Linked DNA regions of Homo sapiens: region 2 is linked to region 1. Evidence: chromatin loops called from intact Hi-C (ENCODE). Cell type or tissue: Caco-2. All regions are shown on one strand. Each heading gives the region's core, and the rest is flanking DNA. Links, peaks and the distances in the headings are about the cores only.

Region 1 (6,788 bases), core at 1,216-5,215:
TTAGCAAGAAATATCAAATGCATGAACAAATGCTCCTGCAATTTAACAACGTCCTTGGGATAAGCTCTTTGTTTCTCTTCCTACAATGCCAAGTATAGAATAAGTACTCAACAAATGTGTGCTGAGTTCATCACCTGCCTACCACTTACTAGAGGTATGCTTAGAATCTCTCCCTCAAAGAGATCATAATCTAGTTTATCCACTCATTCCCCAGTATCTACAGAGCACTACAGTGTGAACTATTCTGTCATGGTCCCTATACTCAGGAGTTTAACTTCCACAAGAAACCTAATTTTGGCTTTTAGAGGAGGCAACACATACCATTTACTCTCTGCAATAAACATATACATACCCCTAATAATATTTAATTCTAAATATTATTAGAGCTAAAAGCTCTAACATATATGTGAATATATTATCTATTAGCTCTAATAATATTTATTTTTTTCTTGCCTCTTCCAAACTTTAAAGAGCATCCCAATTACAATATTGTTGCATGTTTTAAAAAGAAATTCAGATTCAGCTTTGCATAATTATTGCTGTAGTATAATTGTTTGTAAATCTTCCCTTTAAAAAAAAAAAAGTGATAGACCATTTAAAAAAAAGCCTCATTCCAAACAAATAAGATGAATTGCTGGGGGAAAACGAAAGACCATTAAAAAAAAAAAGCCTCATACTAACCTTCAATATACCAAACAAATAAGAGGAATTGCTAGGGGAAGGAGTGAGGAGGACAGAGTCTAGCCCCTTCCATTCTGTGGTAAGACAGGCAGTACTTCCCCCATACCTTGTGGGGGGGGGGGAATTGAAAACATACAGTGGAGCACTGAATCTAAATACACTTGAATTTCAAATCAGTTCTCTAACCCCCTACTTGGGTGACCCTGGAAAGGGAATTTCTTTGTGCATAATTTTTCTTGTCAGTAAATCTGGAAGAGTTGTTTTTGAGGATTATTAATTCATGCAGCAAATTTTTACTGAGCACCTGCCATATACTACATGGACAAAGTTTTAATAGTGCTGGGGGCACATCAAGACATGGAACAGACAAAAATCCACGCCCTCACGGAGCTTCTATTCTATTAGGGAAAGATACACAATGAAAAACATAAATACATACCTATGTCCTACATGATAAACTGTAAGGAGATAAAATAGAGAAGGGGGTAAAAACTAAAGAGAGATGCAATTAATAAAATTTATAAATGAGTGGTCAAGGAAGCCCTCCCTGAGAGGTATCATTTCAGCCAAGAATAAAAGGATGTAAGGGAACTAGCAAGGGAACCAGCCAAGTTATGTGAGAAAAGATTTAATCATAGTGCTTAATTAATCATACATTCAATACGTAATGCTGATTATTATCACGGCCAGTACAATATAAATAAAGAAAACACTAAACTTGGATTAAACATCTGGTCACTGCCACATTCATTTCTGAGGTCTTGAACAATTTATACTTATTACCTCTCTGAAATAGTTTACTCCTATGGAAAATAGGATAATAATACCTGCTCTTCTTATGTCATTAAGAGGATAAAATGAGAAAATATGTGTAGAAGCACAAAGAAAACTGATAAAGAAACATAAATATTAGAACAATTATGTCTCCTCTCAGGCTCTCTTTCAGAAATGACAGACCACCAGCCTCTTTTATTCACAGGGAATACAATGATTTGATAAGAGGCTCAGGAAGAGGGTTTCTAAGATGATAAAAATTAGCTTCTTTTCTGTAGAGTCAGACCAACAACAGTAAGAGCTAAGACGGACAGAGATTGATTTCCAATCAAGGAAACATAAACACTAAACCAGGTAAACCTGCCAGGGCTCTGGTTGGACAGAACAGCCCCCTGTTTACTCTGGTCCTTGCTTGATTCATTGTAAATTCTCCATCTGGGTGGCATCAATACCTCTCAACCTTTCTTTTGCCTTCCTACAGATTTAGTGCCTTCCATTCATTCATTCAATGAACATTTAGCAAGCACAATCAACACAGAGCCAAGTGTGGATCTGGGTAAGAGGGTGAACTAAACCAGGACCCAACCTGAACAAATTCCCTGGGTACAGATGAGGGAAAAATTGGGGACAAAGAAAGAACGGAATTCATCCACCCCACCTTCCAGATTCCTGCAGCCTGGACAAGTCTGAGCCTTTAAAATACTTCAGTAGGTAAATTGTAAACAAAATGAGAGCCCTCAGGCTACCACCATACTAGATTACACTTGGCAAGGCAACCCGAAACAAATCCAGATCCTGGAAATATGAATATTGAGGTGCCAGAGTATCTCCAGTCATTATTCAACAAATATGTATTAAATACCTGCCTAGTGCTCAACTCTTCTGTACCCGCTCTTGTCTAACCATTGTCCCTTTTCTTCCTGTGGCTCAGTACACAATTCAAGAACACACTCAAGCTTTCTTATAGTGGAAAGTGTTTGGGAGTAGAAATACAAAAGTAATACAAATGCAAAGCTAATATAATGTCCAGTCTCACACTTCTCAATTAGTTTTGCTTCTATTAAAAGCTTCTACTAGCTCCTTCCAGGGCCTTCTGTGAACATTTTCTCTTGAAAATTCCCCTTTTAAAGTTTACAGATTTACAGATTTTTCCTTCTAGGCCTTACCCAAGAGGATTAAATAACAAATTAAGAATAGCAATCTTCTCTGTAGCACACTGCAGGGGAGAGAAAATGGCATCCCACTACCCTTCCAGGTTCCTTGGCTGGGTTACAAATTAAACTGACATAAGACAGGAGAAAGACTTATGTAAATATTTAATTACATAAGTATGCACAGGAGTCTCACAAAATAGGAGCCTCAAAGAAGGGTCAGATGATTGATGCTGATACAGCATCCCAAGTTACAGAAAGGCATCAGGGCTTGGGGCTTCTGGGGAAGGGGGTGGCGACACAAGTTATGGGAGGGTGAGGGGAAGAAATGCACGGGGAATAAAGGTTGTCTTGTTATACAGATAAAAAGTCGGTAATAAAAGTTGTTTCTGAGCAGCCCTTAGAAGAGGTGATAGTCTGGGCATAGGGTCAACCTCTAGTCTCCCCTCCTGTGATCCAAGTTAATCTTCCCTGGTTGATAAAATTCCCAGGGAGGGGATTCATGACAATTGAGTTCCTTTCGGAGGATCCGTCTTTAGACAGATAAGAGGAGCTCAGAGAAAAGGCTCTGCATGCAAGTGGTGCTCAGAGAAAGCCTCTACTTGCACCTGCTGTTCCCCAAGTACCCTCAGTTCAAAGTAATATTTTGGGGTGACATTTCATGAATTCTTTTGGTATCCTTATATTGACATTATATCACCCTTTTGTAATCTGGAAGCAGAACACAAAATACTGAATGCCTACTACAGAGTAGGCAACCACCTAATCTTTTAAACAACTTTTATCTACATTTTATAGATAAAATTGATGTAGACACTGAAAGGCTAAATACCTGTTACAAATCAAACAGTAAATGACAGAGTCTTGCTTGGACCTTGAGTTTTCCATCTCAAAAGATGAGGCTCTTTGATTCTGTATCCCACACTACCCTTACTGAGGCTGTCCAAAAAAGACTAGAGAAAAGTTTCCTAACCCCTTTGGCCTTGTCTCCATGGTATCTGAGTATACCAGCTCCAAAATTCTAAAACATCACCTTAGTTAGGACTGATGATTCACATCGGGGCACATAAAGTGCTGTCTCTTTAAGGTTCACCCTCAATTCAAAATTTCTTTAAAGAAAGAGCTATTCTGTGTTTGTAGGCCACATGTAAGTTGTTCTGCTACCAGGCATCTTTATTCTCATATGAACAAAAGGATAGAATTTCATGCAAGGTCTACATCTGGAAGTATATCTTGCTTTCAGGTGAATTCTAGTTCATTGCTTTGACCTTTTCCAATTCTTCATGTCTAGAGCCTTGAGTGTATACTTGAGTAAAATAATTATTTGGAGTATTAATACCTGCTAAGTATCATTTTCTTATAAAACCAAACTGCTTCTCCTTTACAATGTCCCAGCAGATATTTGGAGAAATAAAACATCAAATTTTAAACCTTTCCTGTAAAATTCTCATTATCAAATAACAACTCAGAAAAATACTCCAAAAAACTGTCTGTCAGAATATATTTTAAATACTAGAGTACTGGGTGGGGGTGGGGCAGAAAAATTCTTAAATCCCTGAACTGTATGTGTGCAGGGCAAACTCTATCTAAAGATAAACTGAGCTGAGTTTTGAGCAGTTGTCTAAAAAATAGATTAGCAGTTTGATTCCAGTCAAGTTAATTGCCTGCTAAAACAAACAAACACTCCTCACAAGAATATAACAGAATCCAGATTTTTCCACAATACCAGGATACAACCAAAACTTTTTGATATATGAAGAAAAAAGCAGTGTGACCAATTCTCAAGAAAAAAGACAGTCAACAGAGATAAACCTCAAACCATTTTTAGATGTTAAAATGAGCAGACGAAATGTTAAAGCAGCTATTATAACTATGCTCAAGAATGCAAAGATAATACGCTTGAATAAAATGAGAAATTTCAGTACAGAAACAGAATTATTAAAAAGAAACAAATAGGGCCAGGCACAGTGGCTCACTCCTGTAATCCCAGCACTTTGGGAGGCCAAGGCAGGCAGATCACAAGGTCAGGAGATCGACACCATCTTGGTCAACATGGTGAAACCCCATCTCTACTAAAATACAAAAAAAAAAAAAAAAAAATTAGCCAGGTGTGGTGGCACATGCCTGTAATCCCAGCTACTTGGGAGGCTGAGGCAGGGAAATTGCTTGAACCTGGGAGGCGGAGGTTGCAGTGAGCTGAGATCATGCCACTGCACTCCAGCCTGGTGGCAGAGCAAGACTCTGTCTCAAAAAAAAAAAAAAAAAAAGGAAATTCTGCAGCATAAGAATAAACCATCTTTATCTTTATCCAAGAGAAAAAAAATTTAAAAAGAGAAGAAAAAGACACTGTCTCAGGGATTTGTAGTAAAATATCAAAAGATCTAGCATACCTGTAATCAGAGACCTACAAGGAGAGCAAATAATGAGACAGAAAATATATTTGAAAAAATCATGGTCCCAAAGTCCCCAAATTTGATGAAAGACACAAATTTACAGATTCCAAAAGCTCAACAAACACCAAGCAGAATCAATATTTAAACCATTATGTCTAGGGAGGCATAATCATAGTCAAATTGCTGAAAACGGAAGCAGAGAAAAATCTTGAGCGCAGCCAGAATAATTAAATGAATAAACAAAAAACATTGCATACAGGGTAACAAAAACTTTCACTGATTTATCATCAGAAACTACAGAGTCCAGCAGACAGTGGAACATTTTTAAAGTGTTCAAAAAACAAACTGTCAATTCAGAATTCTATCTAAAGCAAAAATATCTTTTAAGAAAAAAGGCAAAATAGAAACTTTTTTTTTTTTTTTTTGGAGACAGTGTCTTGCTCTGTTCCCCAGACTGGAGTGCAGCGGCATCATCACAGTTCACTGTAGCCTCAACCTCCTTGGCTCAACCAATCGTCCCACCTCAGCCTCCTGAATAGCTGGGACTACAGGCATGTGCCACCACTCCTAGCTAATTAAAAAGAAAAAAATTGTAGACAATGGGTGTCTCCCTATGTTGCCTGGGCTGGTCTTGAACTCCTGGGCTCAAGCGATCCTCCCATCTCAGCTTCTCAAAGTGCTGGGATTACGAGTGTGAGCTACTGCATGTAGCCAAGAAACATTTTCTGTATACAAGAAATAATAAAAAACTAAGAGGATTTGTCACTAGGGTATCTTCACTACAAGAAATATTAAAGGAACTTCAGATTCAATATCAGCTGTTATCTTTAGAAAGAAACAAAGAGCATAAGAAATATAGTAATTATGTGAGAATATACAATATTTTTTCTTTTAACTTCATTAAATATGGCAATTTAGAGCAAAAGCTATAACATTTTCTTGTGCAGTTTGTAATATACGCAGATGTAATAGATATGATAACTAGCATAAAGAATAGCGTTAGAGAAATGAACCTGTAAGTTGCAAGGGTTTTAGATTTTGTGTGAAGTTGATAGAATATTAACAGATAAAATTCAAAAGTGGGTTGGGAAGGAGGAGCTAATGAAAAAAAAAACAGAAAAAAAACCCAAAATATTAATTTATTAAACATTTCCCCTAAATATTCCTAATAATAAAATCAGAAATTTTCAGAATAGATTTAAAAAAAAACAAGTCTCATCTATATGCTATCTATAATTGAAAGTAAATGCTTCTGAAAAGGCACACCATGTAAACAGTAAGTATATAAAGGATGGAGTTGCTATATCAATATTGAGTAAAATAGACTTTAAGGAGAGAATAATATTACTGGAGAATAACATTTCATAATGTTCTAATTCACAACTCATCAGGAAGACATAATCTTAAATGTGTATATAAAGACATATCAGGCAAAAATGAACAGAATTAAATGGAAACAATACTATTTCACCATTACAGTTGAAGATTTTAACATCCCTTTCAACAAATGATAGAAAATAAAAATCAAACAAAATAAAAATCAGCCCATACACAAATGATGTGAACAACATTATCAACCACCTTAATACATAAAGAACACCTAAAAACTGCAGAACACATGTTCTTTACAAGTTCACTTGGTATATCCACCAAGACTGATCATATGTAGAGCCATAAAACCCAGGTCTCAATTAATTAAAAAGGATTGAAATCAAACAGTATGTTCTCTGACCATAATGGAATTAAATTAGAAATCAATAACAATAAGATATCTAAAGACCACAACGTT
Region 2 (6,788 bases), core at 1,103-5,102, 91 kb before region 1:
TAGAAACAGTAGTATTTTCAGATTCACTTTGTGCCTAGAAATGGATGCTTCAACAAAATTTAGTGGGGACAATGTCCACCACAGAATCAAAAGCCAATCTACCTAGTTCTAGCCACTTGAGAAAGACTTAAAAGTAAAAGAAATTTCTCGATTATTATCCTATTAGAAGAAAGACTGAACCTATTTAAAGATGGTTTATAAATAAATGAAGAAGTTGATGACTAGCGAAATCAGAACTAAAGAACGGTGCCTTATAAAGCAGCTCATGTGACTTACTTAGTGAAATAAAAGTAAAAGATGAAGGATAAAATTTTAACTAGGCAGGTTAGAGTTAAGTGAAATTTAGGATTTGTGAGGATGGTTGTAGACTCTTAAACACAGAAGCAATTTGCATCTTCCTGGAATTGCTTTCAAGTACTGCTGGCAAAGATATTCAATTAGATTAACAAATTTAATCCTTTTCCTCCATTCCCCAAATTATAAATTGACAAGGTGCTCTGAAGTGGCATTTACTATTTTCTCTCTTTTCAATCTCACAGTCATCTTTTAAGTTTGTTTTCCTATGTTGTGTGTTCCAAGGAACCAAAAGACAAAACCCTACCAGAATGACTAGAAAATAATTTTATAATTGGGTCTATTCTGTAAGAGAAAAATAAAGTTACCGTAAGCTTCTAAAAGTAGCACTTTATAAACAGTTCTTAGGAAAGCAGATTTCAATATAGGTCTTTCTGTCATGTTCTTAGCTGAAAAAAATAGTCTCTACATTAAAAGGAACTCTATTTCTAGAAGGGCTCTCTATGGGTTGGGAGTGGGTTTTTTTCACTGATTATAACATGGGATCCATGTTTTGAAGTGAAGCAGGCCTGTGTAACATGGGAACATGTGAATACCTTCTAATAGTCAGTACTTCTATCAGAGCAAACAGCCTCCTAAAGTGCTAAAAAATGCACTTGGGTTACACAGTGATGGAGTAATCTCTTAATGCTGCTAACATAATCTCTCAAGTTATATTTAAATTAATTCAGTGAAATAATCCCTCAATATCTGCTATATCTATGAGTGCTAAGCAGTTTAGGCAATTGTCCTTAGGATAAGCTAACTCTATTTGGATTATATTAGAAGAAACCATTTTATTTTTTAGGACAAGATAAGTATCTACCCTCCTCCCCAACAAAGTAACTAAAGAGATCTTAAAAATATTTGCCCTTATTACTGGGTAACCAGCCTAGCCTTTTTTTTTTTAAGTCTCCAATCTCATTATTTATTATCTCCTTAAGTTTTCACTTACAGGGATCTGCTCAACAATTTTAGAACTCAGAGAAAGCTAACACTGCTACCTGAAGTGACTACCTGATTACTACCTCGAATTTGCCTAAGAAGAATAACCAGAATTTACTAGCATCGTTGAAAAAAACCCCACTAACATTGAGGCTCTTTACTGTATCAAGAAGGTCAGACAAATGCCTACATTTCCTTCTTTCCCTTTTAATGCCAGCAACCATGCAGATATTTTCCCAGGATGTAACTGAGTTGCTTTCAATCAGAATATGTTGGAGGTAAACAATCTCTAATTTCAAACACAAAAGTCTGTTTTCTAATTGAGAATTTTGGTGGCCGGCTCACCCTTTCTGATATGAAAATTAAATAATTTATCTTTAAAAATGATATAAATATAAGGGCAGATGGTGCTATCATTCTAAAGAAAAATCTGAAAATAAGTCAGCTAAGAGAATTTCAAAATAGGCTTTGACCTTCCTCAAATGTGTATTACCAAACAACAAACTACCAGTAGAATTAGGCTTGTAAACATAAGTTTCTCAAATAGTTTCATTTATTAATTTGTTTGCTTCATTTGCATTTTAGTAATTGCTATTGCCATAATGATATTTTAAGAACCAAACAAGAAGGTTGGAAGAGACTCCTGCCTAAAGGCATTCTGGCTACTCCCAATTCCTATCTTTCCTGATCCAACTGATACAGGCACAGACACTGTATCGAGTTGCTGTTTGTCTGCATCCACCACTAGGCTCGATGCTCTATGAAGGCAGAGAGAGTGTCAATCTTCTTTATCCTTCTTAGTACACAGAAAATGTTCAATAAGTAGTTTGTAAAGGGATGATTAAATGGATCTATTTGGAGTCAACAGGTTAAACATCTGATTTGTCCATCCAAGAAAAATCTCATGTATGACTGCATTTTATGTTCAGCGATTAAAATTTGATGATAAAAGTAAAACTCTACTCCCCTTTTGGTCAGTTATAGTATTTAGGGTCCTTCAACAGCACTGCTATGCTACATTGGGAAGGAAGAGGAGAGAAGAGAAACACAGGTAACATGAACAGTGTGTGTTAGATACGCTTTCTCTATGATTCTTTGAAGCCTGGTGTCTGAAAGAATCTGGTAAGAGAAAGCAGAAATGGGTGCCACAAGTTATGGCCAAACTATCCATCTGCTTGTGTTGAACATGAATAATCCAATTTCTAATCTAAAATTTTCTTTTCCTTAGAGAATGTCGGAAGGTACTTATGCTTTCATGTCTCCTTTTAAACTCCCAACCTCCACAATCTGAGTTGAACTGAAAAAAACCAACTGGATGTAATCTAAATGTGCATTAATAGGGGACTGTTTAAAGAAATTTGGGTTATCTACACAATGCAATCCTATATAGCCATTAAAGCCGTGGGTGAGCGTATACACACACACACAAATATATATACCTGCCTGTATATACACATTTTCTGGAAATTGATTTAAGTGGCTACTTATGGGGAATGAAAAGTCAAAGGAAGGAAGGAAGTAGATAGTTTTGGTGCTAGCATGGCTCACTGCAGCTTCAACCTCTCAGGCTTAAGCAATCCTCCCACCTCAGCCTCCTGAGTAGCTGGGAATACAAGCATGTGTCACCACGTCTGGCTAATTTTTACATTTTTTTATAGAGATGGGATTTTGTTATGTTGTCCAGGCTGGGCATAGTTTACTTTCTACTTTACATCCTTTTATATGGTTTGATGAATTCATCATGAACAATTATCAGTTTTATAAACAAAAAAGGAAAAATAATTATACAACACCTGTGGAATGTCTTCTTTCCCAATCACTTTAAAAACTGATTAGTCACATTACGAGACAAATTATCAGACCCAAGTGCCACCCCCTGGCTGAGAATTCCAACATGAAGAAGAGCACTGTACCCTGTAGCTCTTCAAGCAAACACAACTTCCTCTCACTCACCATCTTCCAGGCATAGCTAACATTGTAGGCTTCCTTTCCAGTTTCTCTCAGCTTGTTTATGTGCCAAGACAGGGATGAGTTCACAGGGACTGCGATAATCTGGCTGCCCAGAGGGAGGCTGTGTTGGCAAACAGAATTAAATATTTCAGGCAAAAGATAAAATTAAGCACTTAATTAAAGGCAAGGAAGAAGCTGTTGAGTCAATGGCCACCTCCTGATTTCGAATACCAAAGAAGCTCATCAGTTTTGAAAGGATAATGTGAGATTTTCAATTGCGTAAAAGCATTATGTCAGCTCTGCATTAAAAACATCCCTTACTCTCCATCCTTGCTCCCCAACTCTAATTCTTTCCAGAGACTAACTTGTCTCAAATCACTCAGTCATTAATTTTCAACCAATGAGCACAAAGACCCATTCCTCTACAGGTTACCATCTGCCAAAATAATGTATCACAGTTGGAAAAGATCCAATCTGTTTTTTATTTGAAGAAAAAACAATGTATAAGATTGTGCTGTCAACTTGGAATGGACGCTACTTTGCCAGGCTATTTTTTGGCAAATGCAACAAAGCTGGTCCTCAACTTAGCCTTTTATTTTGCCAACATTTTTCAATTTGGTATCATTGGAACTTTTTTTGAAAATGAGATGAAATATATCTGATTTTACAATGAAAGTCAATGTGAACATAAAATTTGATTTACAAGACATTATCGTCAAATAATAGTTCTAAGACACCTTATCTGTGATACAAAGTAAGCAAAATCTTGGGTGCTATTCTTACGGAAACATTACTGAGAATACTTTTGATAACATTAAAATAATTTATACACTTGTTTTATACTCTGTAGTAAATACTCGTATGTGGCTTTGATGGGTCCCATTCTCAGGGAAAAACAATCCTATGACCCTCACCTTTTCCTTACCTTAGGATATTTTGCCGAACTAATTCAAATTTTGGAATATTTTCATAATGTATGATGTCAGTATGAAGTGGGGGCTCTGACAATAAATATGGCCTGGTAAGAGATGGGTGCATAAGTGTATATCCTGCAATAAGAAAACAAAATGCATGTTAATAAGAAACATGTTGTAGGAAGTTCTGAATCACTGTTTTGAAATATGGGGTACTCTGGGCTGGCTGCCCGATACTCAACTTCTCATTCTGCAACTCACCAGTCCAGTAAAAACTGAACCTGTTTTATATGTGCTTACATAAAACTCTTGAGGCGTAGAAAGATGTCTTAAATTATCAAACATCTGTCTCATCAAGAGTATTTTGGAGGTATTGGTTGTTTTGTTGTTTTATAAAACATTCTAATCTACCACATAAATCTTAATGCCAATAAATCTAAGATAACAATTTAATAAAAAAAAGATCCAAAGGATGACATTCTTCTTTTTTTTTTTTTTTTTTTTTTAACTTCTTTTAACTTCAGGGGTACATGTGCAGGTTTATTATATAGGTAAGCTTGTGTCACGGGGGTTTGTTGTACAGATTATTTTGTGACCCAGGTACTAAGCATAGCACCCAATAGTTATTTTTTCTGCTCCTCTCCCTCGTCCCGCTTTCCACCCTTAGGTAGCCTCAGTATCTGTTGTCCTCCTCTTTGTGTCCATGTGTTCTCATCATTTAGCTCCCACTTATAAGTGAGAACATGCAGTATCTGTTCCTGAGTTAGTTTGCTAAGGATAATGGCCTCCAGCTCCATCTGTGTTTCTGCAAAGGACATGATCTCATTCTTTATTTATGGCTGCATAGTATTCCATATGTACCACATTTTCTTTATCCAGTCTACCACTGAGGGGCATTTAGGGTGATTCCATGTCTTGGCTATTGTGAATAGCACTGCAATGAACATACAGGTGTCTTTATGAGAGAACGATTGACATTCCTTTGGGTACATATATACACCCAGTAATGGGATTGCTGGGTCAAATGGTAGTTCTGTTTTCATCTCTTTGAGGAATCATCACACTGCTTTCCACAATGGCTGACCTAATTTACATTCCCACTAAGAGTATTCAAGTGTACCCTTTTCTCTGCAACCTTGCCAGCATCTGCTATTTTTTGACTTTTTAATAATAGGCATTCTGACAGGTGTAGGATGGCATCTCATTGTGGTTTGGATTTGCATTTCTCTAATGATCAGGGATACTGCGATTGTTTTCATAGGCTTGTTGGCTGCATTATTTCTTCTTTAGAAAAGTTATCTGTTCAGGTCAAAGGATGACATTCTATGTGTCATTCAATCCTCCAGTCTAATTTCCTGATGTTACAAATAACCGTTCCCTACCCCTCAAAGAACAGAGAAACACATGTGTAATTTGGAGATCCACTCTGCCATCTTTACGGTGTTCTACTACAAATGAGCAATCTTAGTCACAATGCTCTTCTTTACACTATCATTTTCCTATTTTGTTTGTAGAATATCTATACCTTATTTTCTTTAGGTTTCTAAAAAAGTATTCTTAGGATGAACATTTAGCAGATTACCTTTGTCGTCTATGAGAAAAGTATAGGAAGCCAAAGAGTCTTGGTAATACGTCACGTCTTCAAGAATGTAAGCCAGATTCACGTCCACACCTACAATTCCCAGAAGTAGGTTTCCAAAATAACAGGGTTTACTCACAGTCATTATCAAACCTATGGGTTAAAAACAAAATAAATCTAAAGACCAGCAGAGAAGGAATTGGACAAAGACTGGAACTGTGCTCCGGTGAATCATGAAGGCTTCTATCAGCTGTCTCAATTTTGTTTGGAAGAAAAGTTTCCCATGTGGTCCAGTAATCAAGCATTGCCTTTGCAGACAGCCTAATAAATGAGTTAGAGTGGGAGGGAAAGAGCGTCCTTTGGCAGCTCAGATAGCGCAGTTAATTTAAAAGGAGGCAATTTCTATGTTTTCCACTACTTTTTCACCTAAAAAGATAAGACCTTCCAGATCAGTGCAAAACATCAGCAACACTAAATACATTTTTCTATTTTGTGAAGCAGTTAGATTCAGCTGAACTTGAAAGATCAATGGACAATGAATCTAAAAACTGTACTTAATAGTCCAGCTGTACCCCTTTTGTATTGTACAGGTGACAATGGATATAACTACTCTGAGCCTTGGTTCACACATCTGTTAATTTTTTTAATTTTAATATTTCGAGATGAGGTCTCACTCTGTCACCCAGGTTGGAATGCAGTGGTGCGATCATAGCTCATGGTGGCCTCAACTGCCTGGGCTCAAGTGATCCTCCCTCCTCAGTCTCTCAAGTAGCTGGGACTATGGGGATGAGCCACTGTGTCTGGCTCACACATCTGTTTAAAGGACACAGCATTAACTGCTTTACTGATTTCTAGGAAATGTTAGATCAAAAGAGACTATGGATAAAGGAATGCTTAAAAGGTATTATTACTATACCCCATTAATGCATCCTTTAAAAAAAGGTGAAAACAAGGGGAAAAAATTTAGAAAGGTACAGTATCTGAACATACAGAACTTCAAGCAGCTGAAGGAGAAATTAAGTTTCCAAAGGAATGTATTTCCAGTCATTCGGGCCAGGAGTTCCTAA

The links. Hi-C counts contacts between places; a loop is a spot of excess contacts. Peaks named below come from ENCODE experiments on the same cell type or tissue, not always from the same donor. Only the 100,000 strongest peaks of a DNase experiment are listed, where the experiment ranks them.
Region 2: it touches region 1 in a loop (2.5-fold over the local background); 1 of 110 quality-filtered maps calls a loop at or near these places.

What each region holds. Positions count from the first base shown.
Region 1 is chr1:64,560,495-64,567,282 of GRCh38, reverse strand. All of the region lies in intron 2 of CACHD1 (cache domain containing 1), which reads right to left. LOC124904195 (a long non-coding RNA gene) reads right to left here. Exons shown (of 2, transcript XR_007066150.1): 2 at 1-6,788. Among named protein-coding and RNA genes, the nearest start is that of MIR4794, 16 kb to the left of the region's middle. In Caco-2, for the core only: no CTCF peak of the experiment used is centred there; a DNase peak (open chromatin) is centred at 2,892.
Region 2 is chr1:64,651,247-64,658,034 of GRCh38, reverse strand. It overlaps CACHD1 (cache domain containing 1), which reads right to left. Exons shown (of 27, transcript NM_020925.4): 10 at 5,725-5,874; 11 at 4,154-4,277; 12 at 3,232-3,349. Among named protein-coding and RNA genes, the nearest start is that of MIR4794, 75 kb to the right of the region's middle. In Caco-2, for the core only: no CTCF peak of the experiment used is centred there; no DNase peak of the experiment used is centred there.